Linked DNA regions of Homo sapiens: region 2 is linked to region 1. The links are chromatin contacts, found by Hi-C or POLR2A ChIA-PET in ENCODE. All regions are on one chromosome and are shown on one strand. Each heading gives the region's core, a stretch centred on a gene start or an enhancer-like site at or near the end of the contact. The rest is flanking DNA. Distances are from core to core; before and after follow the strand shown.

Region 1 (6,659 bases), core at 2,864-5,363:
TGGAAGTGGCTGGACTGGCACAGCTCACTTCTGGGGGCCTGGGGTTGGAAGGAGAAATCTGTTTCTGCATTTCCAAGAATCCTGGGTCTTACCTACACACCTTCTGTGTCCAACCAGTGATACAAATGTTACTGGCTCAGAAAAGATTGTTTAGGGATGGGCTGGCCATTCTTTCCTCTAAATATACTAAATTCTATTTTCTATGTAAGTTAAGACCTCATGAGTTTGCCCCTGCAAAAAATACCTCCGTGACTTTGGCTTTCAGCAATGGTTAACGTTGCAAACGGCTGTTTAAAGTATGCTTCTTTCCTTTGTAAGACTACTGTTATAAATATTGCAAACTAGGTTGTACATGGCAACACAAATAATAAATCCTTAAAAAATACAGTTCCCACTGCAATCTTCAACAGAACCACAGCTACATCCCACCAAACAGTAGGATGGCAGACAACCTGAATCGCCTATTAATATTATTATTATTTTTTTAATCTAGGGACTTAATTAGCTGCTAGGAATAGAACAGTAAATCAGTTGTCTTTTAATCCTGCTACATCTCTTATAATATTTTCTTTCATTAGGTAATGTAAATAATATTCTCTGTTATGTTTTCTTTTTGCTATGCCTGCCAAGAAAGCTTGGGGCTAAATTTAAGGCATGATAATAGTCCTTTAACCATGGGAGGTTTTGGTATATTTGCTTCCTTTTTATTTTACTGGGCTTTTGATTTGTTAGGTCTAATTTAGCAGTGTGACTCTGTGTGGGTCTTATATTGGTAGAGTACTACAATCGATTAGAAATACTACTGTTATTGGCCCGGGTGTTTCTTTTGTTTGTTTGAGACAAGGTTTGGTTCTATCAACCAGGCTGGAGTGCAGTGGCACAATCTTGGCTCACTGCAAACTCTGCCTCCCAGGCTCAAGCCCTCCTCCCACCTCAGCCTCCTGAGTAGCTGGGACTATAGGCATGTGCCACCATGCCCAGTTAATTTTTGTATTTTTTGTAGAGAAGAGGTTTTGTTACGTTGCCCAGGCTGTAACTGCCCACCAAAAGTGCTGGGACTACAGGCATGAGCCACCACACCCAGCCCGGGTGCTTTTTTTTTTTTTTTTTTTTTTTTGAGACGGAGTCTTGCTCTGTTGCCCAGGCTGGAGTGCAGTGGCGCGATCTCGTCTCACTGCAAGCTCCACCTCCCGGGTTCACGCCATTCTCCTGCCTCAGCCTCCCGAGTAGCTGGGACTACAGGTGCCTGCCACCACGCCCAGCTAAATTTTTATATTTTTAGTAGAGACGGTGTTTCACCATGTTAGCCAGGATGGTCTCGATCTCCTGACCTCGATCCACCCGCCTTGGCCTCTCAAAGTGCTGGGATTACAGGTGTGAGCCACCCCAGCCTGGGTGCTTCTTAAAGGGCCTTTATTGTTTTAGCAACAGCCGAATAAATAAGAAGCTTAAACAGTGTGAAAGACTTAGCTCATCTCAATGGCCATGGGACTCATATTCAGGCCTCCTCCCCTCTGTGAGTCCCTCCTGCCCTCAGACCTCTCCCTGTTTACCCTATCATTTGCCTTGGGCTTCTGGTCCTTAGCAATCTCTTCCTCTGCTCTGCTATCGGTAGGAGAGATCAAAGTAATAGGATAGTAGGTAATAGAGGTGGCATCCCAAATCAGAGGGCAAAGTGTTGTATAGAGACAGTAGGTATAAGAACATTTAAGGGGAAAAATCAATTCTTAATCTGTTATCTAATACCAGAAAAAAATTTCAGAGGAGAAGTTTTTAGTGAAAAACTAAAACCATGGAAGAAAATATTGGCAAAAATGGCCCAGTCATTTGGGTCCAGCCTTCCAAAGCAAGGCTGGATTTAGTCACCTTTGTATTTCCAGAGGCTCTGCATCATACCCAACACACAGTAAGTGCTAAAGGAATGCTGAGCTGCTCTGGTGGCTGAGGACTCACCAGCGGGTCACCTTCAGCATCACTGGGGGGCATCTGCTTGCTTGTCGATCCCTCCCGAGGCATGGAGTAGCCGTCGAAGCCGACATCCTCAGGCCGTAACTGCAGCAGGGGAGGCCACTCGTGCTGTTGTGGGCTGGCTGCCCATGGATATGTGTCCATCACCCACTTGGCAGGATCCTCCCAGGGGGCGCGCCTTCCATAGAGCTGAAAACAGGCAAAGAAGGAACAGTCTGGAAGTGGCCCAGATCTCTCTCGTAGCCCCAGTTTTGCAGCTTTCTGAAAAACTCCCCAAATCCAGCATCATGCCTTCCCTGATGGAGTAATTCCACTTCTATTCCATGCTCAGGAAGTCATCCAAGATGCAGACAGTTCGAGGTGCTAAGGCTGAAGGCAGCATGACCCAGTGGTCTAGAATACAGGCTTTGGAGTCAGGCTGATCTAGGTTCATGTCTCAGCTCTGCCACTGACTCACCGTGTGACCCTAAACTCTGAGCCTTGATAATCCAATTTGAAAAACTGGCTTTTGGGGAAAAACAATGACCTGATTTGAAGCATTTGCCAACATCCATGGTACAATCCCACCATGACTGACTTCAAACCACTGACATGATGTCACTGGATGTGGAGTTGGAAAAAGGTGCTATCAGCTTTCAAGAGCCAGCTCTAGTACTCCATTTGGTGCATCTACCCAAAGAATACTGCCTACATACCTTGGGTTCTGGGCACCAACACTGCAGGCAGAGGTCACAATGGCCCTGGCTTAATATTTACTTTGATTTTGTATTGAGACAAGGTTTTGCAATGTTGCTCAGGCTGGAGTATAGTGGCATGATCATGCTCCCTGTGGCCTCAATCTCCCGGGCTCAAGTGATGCTCCTGCCTCAGCCTCCCAAGTAGCTGAGACTACTTGTGTGCCACCATGTCTGGCTAATTTTTAAAACATTTTTTTTTAAGAGATGGGATCTCTCTATATTGCCCAGGCTGGTCTTGAACTTCTGGGCTCAAACAATCCTCGTGCCTTGGTCTCCCAAAGGTCTGGGATTATAGGTGTGAGCCACTGTGCTGGGCTGGTCCTGGCTCAATAAAACCCCGTTTCTTGAAATGGGTCTGACTCTTACAGCCCCTATATAGAAGTGCTACTCCTTTTCAAAACAGCAAATTGCTAACAGAGGTTGCACATAGGCAGTGAAATTATGAGGGCTTCTCTCTTGTCATGTATTTCTCAAAATTCCATAATAGCTAATTGGCTCTTAAAACAGTAAACTATATTATCACTTAATTTTATGGTAAGATCAACACCATGCCTCCAAGCTCCTTTTCTTAAGCCTCAATTATCTAATGGTAAAATGATTTTAGTGACCATTACTAGCAATTTCAAGAAATACATACATTCTTTGAAGAACAGAAACCTAGACTGGCCCAACACGAGGCTCTGTATATTACACAGCTAGGTATAGGCTTTATATTTTTCTCCTTTAACACCACCACATCTTCCAGCTGACTTTGTGCCAGGTACCGTGAGAAATGCTTTACGAATACCTTGCTTAACCACCGTGCAACTCCAAGAGGAAGTACTAATATCCGTGATTTACAGATGAGGAAATAGGCCCAGGGAGGAGAGAAGCCAGAATTGGAAACTAAGTATGTTCAATTCCACGGCCCACTAGTTTGGCCCACTTGGTCCATGTGGCAGGACATGCTCACAGCCAGGGCAGTGTCACCTGTAGTTCTGCAGAGAGGACTCTGCAGGGGGCCTTAGAGCACAGAGACTAAAGAGTCCTGTGGGCCACCACGGCTGCAGTGTGTCTCTAGGGTGGCCACGGCTGTCTGTCTGTCTGTCTGCTCTCCCTGCCCTCCCGCGAATCCTGCCGTGGAGAGGGTACAGAGAGCAAGGTGCTGACAACAGTGTGAAGCTGAGCTCTGAACCAACAAAACCACGTCTTTCCAAGGGGAAGGAGCTGGGGCCACCTAGCCCCACCCCCTCATTTACCAGATGGGCCAATCAAGGCCTGAAGAGCAGAGCCCGCTGAGAAAGGCTGTCAGGCAGAGCCCGATTTGAACCTAGAACCTCAGCTTCCTTTGCCAGGCCTTTTTCCTCTCCACCCCTCCTGACTGACACCACCTTGAACAACTCTGAGTCATGTGAGCCACGTGACTCAGCCAGACCCAGAGCAGGGAGACGCGGAGCAGGCTGTTGGCCAGATATCAGTGTGACAGCCTGCTGGGCTCATTGTCCCTGCCAGCAGTGCCCATACTCCCATGACTGTCTGTGCCATCTGGGACCTCTAGCTATGATTTCTGTCAGGGAAGCTGCCCACCCTGCCCCTTCTCAGATGGGCCCATCTCTCTGTATTCGTGGCTATCACCCCCTCTGCTTAAGTCATGCAGCCTCCTATGACTCATTGCCTTCCCAGACACCAGCACTCCTCCCGTCCTGCGCTCTGGCCCAGTCTGTTGCTAAGTCTTCCTTAACCTGGGGCAGGAGTGAGTCTCAGGCCTAGGAGCTCAGTCTGGCATTTGAAAAGCAATTATTGTGTGAGCAGGAAGGAATCGTGTGAGGGGCATGAGTTTGTGTGTATGTGGGCATGTGTCTCAGGGCAGAAGAGAATGCAAAAGTGGGATATTTGGAGCAGAAGAAGGCTGCTCCACATTAGAACCATTTGTGCAATTTTGAGAAGTTTCTCCCTCTGAGGTCTTTCCCTGTGGAAACTGGGCTGCATTTCCCAAGCCAGACCTCACATGAGGCTGAACCAAACCCTCACAGCTACTGCTTCTGTGACAGCTACTGCTTCTGTCTCCACTCTACAGCCTGGATGAGGACATGCTCAGGGCTGCAGAATCACAGAGGCTAGAACTCCTGGAGCTGAACATGTCCTCAGAGATTATCTGGCACCATGGTTTTCAAACATTTGCTCTTCATCTCTGGTCCTCAACTGAGTAGACTGGGGAACTTTTGGGCTTCATAGAAACCAGCCTGAAAAAACACTCTTCTAGTCCAAACTTGTCAATTTATAGATGGAGAACCCAAGGCCAAGAGACGGGAGACCTGTCTGGGGTCTCAGAGCAGGCTGGATAATCCGATAAATGGCCCCACACTGACTCTGCACTGTTCCTGTTCCCTGCAGGCACCAAGCCTGCCCTGGGCACAGAGAAAGGCCTTTTGAGTTACCCTGCAGACTTTAGACACTTTGGCAAGTGTTTCCAATGACAGCTCCAAAGGGAAGCAGGGCTCAGGACTGAGTCATAAGACAAATGCACATTAGGTACATGTTAACATCATCTGCAAGAACAGAAAATATTTTTACAAGCCTCCTCACTTGTCACTGGACATGTTCAAGTCTGGGTGATGAATGGCTGGGTAAGTACTGTGGTAAGCAAAGGAAACATCATAAAGCTCCTCAGCTCCACTGCAGGCCCCGAGGGCAGCAGCAGAGACATCTGGACAGACAGACACAGAGGGGAGGACATTCACTTTCCCTAAGGCAGGAGAAGGAACCTGGCATCCCCACTGGGTCAGGAAAAATGGGAGCAGGACAACAGGGAGCTGAGACATTGAAAACTAAAACCTGGGCCACTGTGAGCCTTCTGACTGTGGGATGCAGGGGGCTCCTGGGAGGGTGTGCACATCACAGAAGGATGCATCGGCTGCACATTCAGGAAGGTCCTCCAAGCAGTTCCACAAGTGCATCTGCACTTACACGCCCTTGCAGTGCTACCTTATGCTCACTAGAGGGCGATATCATGTTTCCTCCTGGCACGGGTGTACCTGTGGGAGGGGCTACCTGGAAGCCATCCTCATCCCCTGATGACAGCAGGTCTCCTTACGTTCCCACCAAATCCATACTACCATGGGCAGCGCTCCATCCCAGCTCCTGGTGCACGGTAGCCCTGTCAGAACCCATTCTAGGGACTCCACCTGTTCTCAGCCTAGAACCTCACTCTGAACTGCAATGTGCTCACTTCATGGCCACTTACCCGGGTTAGGTGAGGGGCAGGTGACCCTAGAGTAGGTGTGGACTCAAAGTAACACAAAGGAGAGTAGGGAATTTTAATTTTTTAAAAATAAAGGAATCCTTTTGTCAAATGAAATCATAGGGAGAACTCCACTCTATAAAATTCAGTATTTGGTTCCCCAAGCCACCTGTGGCTTCTCAGTGGAGTGATGGGTGTCCTCAGGATAGCCTGAAAATAACAGAAGTAGCCAAGGGGCCAGCTAGTCCTGGGCACCAACACGCACTCCACCATACCCTGCTGAGTGGACATGGTACGGGGCAAGAACGTCCGTGAGCCTCAGTTTCCTCATCTGTTAAGAGACTCACTGGGCTGTCAGAACTAAATGAGATCATGCACGTCGGGCCCCTAATGGTGCCTGTCAAGTAGCAGGCCCTCAAAAAACATCACCAAATGTTCCTTCAAAACCAGAGGCATGAAGAACACAGCAAGCTTCCGCAGGAATCCGCAGTCTATACAGTCTCCTGGGCTGATCAGGATGGCGAGGTCACAAGTTTGGGGCATAGTGACTCACTTTTGAGCCACTTAGTGGGATGCAAACTCTGGCCGCCTCCCTTTGCAGCTCCACACTCTTGAAAGACTAACCTTCAAATGACCTCTAAGCACAAAGCAGTGATGACTTTTCCTGCCTCACACTGAACTAGTGAGTCTTGAGATGGGAGCATGTCTCTGCTCCCTGCCCCAGATGGCTGGGG
Region 2 (6,521 bases), core at 2,331-4,830, 99 kb after region 1:
AATAGTGTGGTAGGGAAAGGCCATTCCCAGGAAGTGACATTTAAAGGAAGACATGAAAGATGAGAGGGCACCAACCAGCCATCAGAAGGAGAAAGCCAGGTGTTCCAGACGAAGGGGTTGGGGAGTGGAAGGGGGACGCATCAAGTGCAGAGACCAGAGGGAGAGGCTGGGTGTGCTGGAGGGGCTGAAAGGTGGTTACTATGTTTGAAGCTTAGTAAGCGGGTGTGGGGACATTAGTGGAAAAGAAAGACTATCCTCTGGAGAACTCTCAAACCATTAATAACAACTGATCCTAGAAAAGTATCAATAAAGAGCTTTGAAAGGTAGTCAGTGTGCCTCTGCATCTCCCCCATTCCTTTTCCACTTCCTCTATTCTTTTCTGGGAATTAGGACCTAAAGGATAAGCAAGAGGGCCTCCCTTCCTGTTAAAGTTCTTTTTCTTTTATTTTATTTTCTATTTTTATTTTTTGGAGACAGAGTCTTGCTCTGTTGTTTAGGCTGGAGTGCAGTGGCACGATCTCAGCTCACTGCAACCTCCACCTCCCAGGTTCATGCAATTCTCATGCCTCAGCCTCCTGAGTAGCTAGCACTACAGGTGTGCGCCACCGCACCTGGCTAATTTTTTTTTTTTTTTTTTGTATTTTAGTAGACAGGGTTTTGCCATGTGGGCCAGGTTGGTCTTGAACTCCTGAGGTCAGGCAATCTGCCTTCCTTGGCCTCCCAAGGTGCTGGAATTACAGGCGTGAGTCACTGCACCTGGCCCTATTCATGTTCTTATGCAGAATCTCTATTTCCACTGGGTCCAGGGAAGCAGGACCTCACTCTTTGCATTTACCCAGATTGTGGATCCCTCCCTCCCTACTGTTTCCAGTGAAGTGGTGATACTGTGCTCCAATTATATTACAAAAACAGAATGAGCTGCCTTTCAGCTTCAAATATTTTATCTTATAGAGCTGCAGTTTCTGTTACCTTTTGTTGGTTAATTGTTGAGATTGTCTGGACTCCACATTTGTGAGTACTCACATGTAAAAGCACACATATTCCTTAATCTCTAAACAAAAGATTTCATTCAGCAGGAACAGTATCCAATCTGTTATCCATGCTTATGCCCTTCCCATTCTAAATCTGAAACCAGCTGATTGTTAACAAAACCTTAAAGACAGCTAAGGAACAGGACCATGTGGGTGCCAGCATCTTCAGCCTCAACTCACAAATCCAGACTTTCCACCCTCAGTCCAACATCAGGGATGTCTTTTCTGGAAGGGTGCCAATCGGCTATATCAACTCCAAAATGGCAGCATTTCCAGTAAAGGACATAAGAGGTCGAAGTTACTCCCAACAATAACGATAATTAAACTTTATAAGCTTTACTGCCTACACATCTCATCTCATTTAATTCTAAGAACTGTTCTAACACGCGTTATTATCCCCATGTTATGAAAAAGAAACCGGCGCTCAGAGAATTTAGATGATTTGCTCGTAGTCATACAACTGCCAAGCGACAGACTGGAGCCAAATCCTGTTTGATTTCCGTGACACGGCATTAGAGGAGTGAACACCTCCAGGTCACTATGCCAACAGATGACACTAAGACACTTAGTGGGCCAGGGCCATTCACAGGTTATCCCACAGTCCTTCAGCTCCTTCTAATACTTTTGGGTTTGGTCCAATTGAGATACTGTCATTTACCAAATTCCACACTATAGTCGCTCCTCCTATATTTGCAGTGATTGTTCTCTTTAAAATATCAGCTGGATATTGACTTTTGTGTGCCAGGCATTGTGCTGGGGAAACAGTGGTATGTCAAAGAGAAGATGTCTCTCTCTACCCCCTCGTGGAGCTTATAATTGGGTGTATGTGGGGGTACCAAGCAGTCAAATAAAAAACAAATACATTTAACCGCAATCCATGAGATATGCCATGAAAGAAAAAAAGAAATAGTAAACTGTGAGGACATATTATAGGGAAGAAGAGAAGGAAATTATTGTCCACAAAGTCAGAAAAATCTGTACTCAGGCTGCCTGTATAGGAATGCTGTGCAATGGTGAAAGTTGACAATTTTGGTGAAAATCTTGAAACTTGACCCTAGATGTAGCTTTCTAAATAGCAAAACCTAGATTACCCCATAAAACCCCATCCCACACATCCCTGGCTAAGAACAACAGCCACAAAAATTTCTGTGTCATTGTCTCCAAGGCCATAAGGAGTAGCAGCAGATGGCAATGCTCGACACGTATTTCAGGGAACAGTATGAAGTGAGGCTATCGTGCCTATTTGGTCATGATCATAAATCTGGTTATTTAGAGGAAAACAGGAAAAAAACCCAAAGAAGCAAATCCATGTGGCAATTAGGTCTTTTATTTATTAATTAACTACCTTTTTTGAGACAGTGTTTCACTATTGCCCAGCAGGAGTGCAGTGACACAATCTCAGCTCCTTGAAACTTTAAACTCCTGGGCTCAAGCAATCCTCCCGCCTCAGCCTCCCCAGTAGCTGGGACTACTGGCATGTGCCATCATGCCTCTAATTTATATTTATATTTATATTTATATTTATATTTATTTATTTATTTTTGAGATGAAGTCTTGCTGTGTCACCCAGGCTGGAGTGCAGTGGTGTGATCTTGGCAAACTGCAATCTCTGCCTCCCGGGTTCAAGTGAGTCTCCTGCCTCAGCCTCCCAAGTAGCTGTGACTACAGGTGTGCACCACCACACACAGCTAATTTTTGTATTTTTAGTAGAGAGAGGGTTTCGCCATGTTGTCCAGGCTGGTCTTGAACTCCTGACCTCAGGTGATCCACCTGCCTTGGCCTCCGAAAGGGCTGGGAATACAGGCATGAGCCACTGCACCTGGCCTATGCCTGGCTAACTTTTAAAATTTTTTGTAGAGGCAGGGTCTTGCTTTGTTGCCCAGGTGGGTTTTGAATTCCTGGCCTCAAGCAATCCTCTCACCCTGGCCTCCCAAAGTGCTGGAATATTACAGACATGACCAAATACACCTAGCCATGGTCTTTTAAACAGAAAATTAAAGGAGATTTAAAAGAACATGATGGGCTTTGAGGATCTATATTTTATTAAGGGTGCTGTAGGGGCACAGAGAGAGTTCAAATGTTTATTTTTGCAGCTGCACTGTTATCTCTATTAAGATGGATGGGGAATGAAGAAAATGTTTCAGTGCTACTCTTTGGCTTTTTCCAATGGGAGTCCAGCTCCAAGGACATCCTTGACTGTGTCTACCACAGGGTGATAATGAGGGAGAGGGACAGGTGGCTGGGGTGAGGAGGGGGAAGTGTAATCGGGGAGAAGGAAGGGATTGGAGAGGAAACTTGTAGGTGCTCATCATTGGCAGCCCCTAGGCAGACTGCGACTTAAGCCAACAGTTGGGGACTCTGATCTCACTCCACTTCCTTCACCCAAAGTTTTCCCACTGGCCCCGGTCATGCAGCCCTCATGTTGTAGGATGCGCTGCAGGGCAGAGGAGAGAACACCGGAACAGAACAGAAGCTTGGGGCTGAGCCCCTACATCTGTCACCACATTGACTTTGGCCAAATCACTTCCTGACTGTGGCTCTCAGATTACTCTCCTGCTTACTGAGCAGGCTGCCACCCCAGAGGTCCACTAAGAACCTTCCAAGTATGAATGTTTTGTAAAACTATACCCCTAGATCTCCCACTGAATTCCTTCTCAAAAGAAAATTCATTTGCCTTGTGAATTTGACTCATGATCCATCTGTCCCCTACTGGGGACAGACCTTGAATTTACTGCAGACTTTCTAGGGACCGGGCATTGTATGAAATGCTGTAAATACCTTTTCCCGCAGAACCCTTCCTACAGCTCCATGAGGTCGTAATTTCTCTTGTAAGAAAACCTGTTCTATACCTTAGCTTTGGTATTTCATTGTTTCCCTTCTGAGTTTATAGGGACTATAAAATAGGTTCACAAAACCTTTCCCAACCTCTGAACCACAGTCTTGTCTACAATGAAAGGAAAAAAAAAAAAAGTTTGGCAAAGAGCCCAACTCATTCTAGGTATTTGCCTAGCGGGAAGGCTAGCTGAAAAAGTTATAGACTGGTTAAGAATTAAACTCCTTCCATTTGACCATTAGTCTCTAAGAGAAAAACTGTTTTGAATGGAAGAAGAGAAGTTAAATAGAGTGACTGGCACACAGAAAGTACTTACAAATTTTGCTATTGGTTCTGAAAACCAACAGCGCGCCAGAGACTCTACTAACTTTGTATACAACGTTGGTATCAAAACTCACATATCCCAGTATGATAGATTTTATTATCTCTCATATACAGATGATCTACAACTCAGAGAGGTTAAGTAAGTTGCTCAAGGTCACATAGCCAAAAAATGCTAAAGCCAAAATCTGGACCCAGGTCCAACTTATTCATAAATCAGTGTCCTTCTGGGGCTTTCTTAAGCTCCCATTTATGGAGTTCTTATCATGGTGTTTACTGTGCTGAATTTTCTGGTCTTATTTCATCCTTCTGACATTCCCTATGCAGTAGGTATAATCATCCCAAGTTTATATGAAGAAATTGGGGAGCAGTGGGTTAAGTAAGATGCCCAAGGCCACACTGCTGGTAAGCCCCCAGGCTTCTGATTTCAAAGCCCATGCTTAAAACTACTCTTTATCACCTCTGGATTTTTGCCTTGAGACTGGTAATTGGCACATTGGGGATGATTTTCTTGACTTTACAGACAGCCACTTCACTGGTTTGAGTATTAAAAGTGTATTGACAACAACCCTATCCCCTGGTCGCTCTTTTCCCCCTTCTTTTTTTTTTTTTTTTTGAGATGGAGTCTAACTTTGTTGCCCAGGCTTGAGTGCAGTGGCACAATCTCGGCTCACTGCAACCTCCGCCTCCTGGGTTCAAGTGATTCTTCTGCCTCAGCCTCCCGAGTAGCTAGGATTACAGGCGTGTGCCACTGTGCCCGGCTAATTTTTGTAATTTTAGTAAAGATTGGTTTTCTCCATGTTGGCCAGGCTAGTCTTGAACTCCTGATTCAGGTGATCCACCTGCCTCGGCCTCCCAAAGTTCTGGGATTACAGGCTTGAGCCACTGTGCCCGGCCATGAGTGGGTGATTCTATCAGTAGGCACCATCATGGTATTAGGTTGGTGCAAAAGTAAGTGCAGTTTTCACAATTAAGAGTAATGGCAAAAACCACAATTACTTTTGCACCAACCTAATAGTTTCAAGTTCTATATTTTTGCTTAAGTTTAGAGAGAAAGATAAATGTTCTCATTCAATTCAGAGCACAATGTAAACTGATGCTATATGTGGAGGTTCAGCTGCAGGGAGCTAGCTGGACCTAGACAGAAACTCCATTCTTCAGCCAACTTTCTTCCAAACACCATACCAGGAACAATGGAGTACGGATAGAAAAAGTATGTGAATGGTTCAGGGTAGCCCCATCACCACTGCCAGAAGATACTCGAGACTATGCTCCTCTGTAGTGCCTCAAGGGCATCATCTGCACACACAAATGTCAGAATTATAAGGGAAATATAGAATACAAGCTTTATTGGCAGCCCACACTAGTGTGCATACATTAGGTCCAAGAATGGTCTTTGCATTTTTGTTTATAAGAACAAAAGAAGTGAAATACCCTAAATATTCACCAGTAGGAAGACAGTTAATCAAATTATGGCTCCGCCACATAGAATGGAATCCTGTGTGTGACCATTAAGAATGATGTTAATGAATCCTGATAAAGAAAAATGCTCATGCTGTACTACACAATTACAAAATTAGATTATAAAACATCTCTCATTTTTTAGAGGCTGTATAATGTAATTAAAATTAAAGACTATAGAGTCACACTGTCTAGCTACAAATCCTGGCTCTGTCACTTTTAGCTGTGTGACTTTGGACACGTTGCTTAAGCGATGTGTGTCTGTTTCATCACCTGTACAATGAGTTCTTACTCCCAGAGGTGTTGTAAACACCAAATGAATCAATACATGTAAAGAATTTAAACTAGTGTGTGACTCATTGCAAGCAAGTATTCAAGACATGTTTGGTCTTTCAAAAAACAAAATGTCTAAGTGCTTACATGAACAAAAAACACCTGGAAAGCACCACGGTGTTAACGATAGATTTCTCTGTGTCATATAACATTACAACCTTTTTCTTTTATCCCTATTGTTTGCTTATCTGCATTTTCAATATTTTTTCCAAAATTAAACATAGGCTTAAAAAAAAACAAGAAAATCACATTTAATATTTTTAAATCCCAATCTTTTATCAGAAACAGAAACCTCACCAAAACTCATTTTTTTAAAAAAGCTATGGGTCAGGCCAGGTAATTACAAAACCTGGAGTCTGAAGAAAGTGCATTGTGTTTCCTCGTCTTTGCTAGTTTGATGGCCTAACAGCAAGAAAGAATTTGCACCCCAGCACCTTGATCCTGAAGATGCATAGGCAGGCCTGCGGAGAGGAAGAGACTAGAGAGATGGGAAAGCCTGATTTCATTCCTAGCTATCCACTTAGTTTAAAATGTCAGGAAGT

The links. A loop is a pair of places that touch in the nucleus more often than their neighbours do. ChIA-PET counts read pairs that join two places held with the same protein, here RNA polymerase II (POLR2A). Pooled maps may share reads with other maps.
Region 2: a loop to region 1 is called in a pooled map, with 2.4 times the contacts of the local background. The contact joins two enhancer-like sites. A Hi-C loop is called at or near these places in 5 of 168 maps with a recorded cell type or tissue (Caco-2, Calu3, MCF 10A and 2 more) and 4 of 50 pooled maps. POLR2A ChIA-PET finds 5 or more read pairs at or near these places in 6 of 52 experiments (H1, HEK293, K562 and 3 more).

What each region holds. Positions count from the first base shown.
Region 1 is chr11:20,110,090-20,116,748 of GRCh38, reverse strand. NAV2 (neuron navigator 2) reads right to left here. Exons shown (of 38, transcript NM_145117.5): 37 at 1,954-2,157. Among named protein-coding and RNA genes, the nearest start is that of DBX1, 47 kb to the left of the region's middle. RefSeq lists enhancers at 1,571-2,070, 2,071-2,572, 3,377-4,276, 4,277-5,176. Within about 2 kb of position 4,113, at least 30 of the 41 ENCODE cell types and tissues checked have a DNase peak (open chromatin) inside an H3K27ac peak, as active enhancers do.
Region 2 is chr11:20,010,955-20,017,475 of GRCh38, reverse strand. All of the region lies in intron 11 of NAV2 (neuron navigator 2), which reads right to left. It overlaps LOC124902644 (a long non-coding RNA gene), which reads left to right. Exons shown (of 2, transcript XR_007062616.1): 2 at 1-6,521. Among named protein-coding and RNA genes, the nearest start is that of NAV2-AS3, 33 kb to the right of the region's middle. Within about 2 kb of position 3,580, at least 6 of the 41 ENCODE cell types and tissues checked have a DNase peak (open chromatin) inside an H3K27ac peak, as active enhancers do.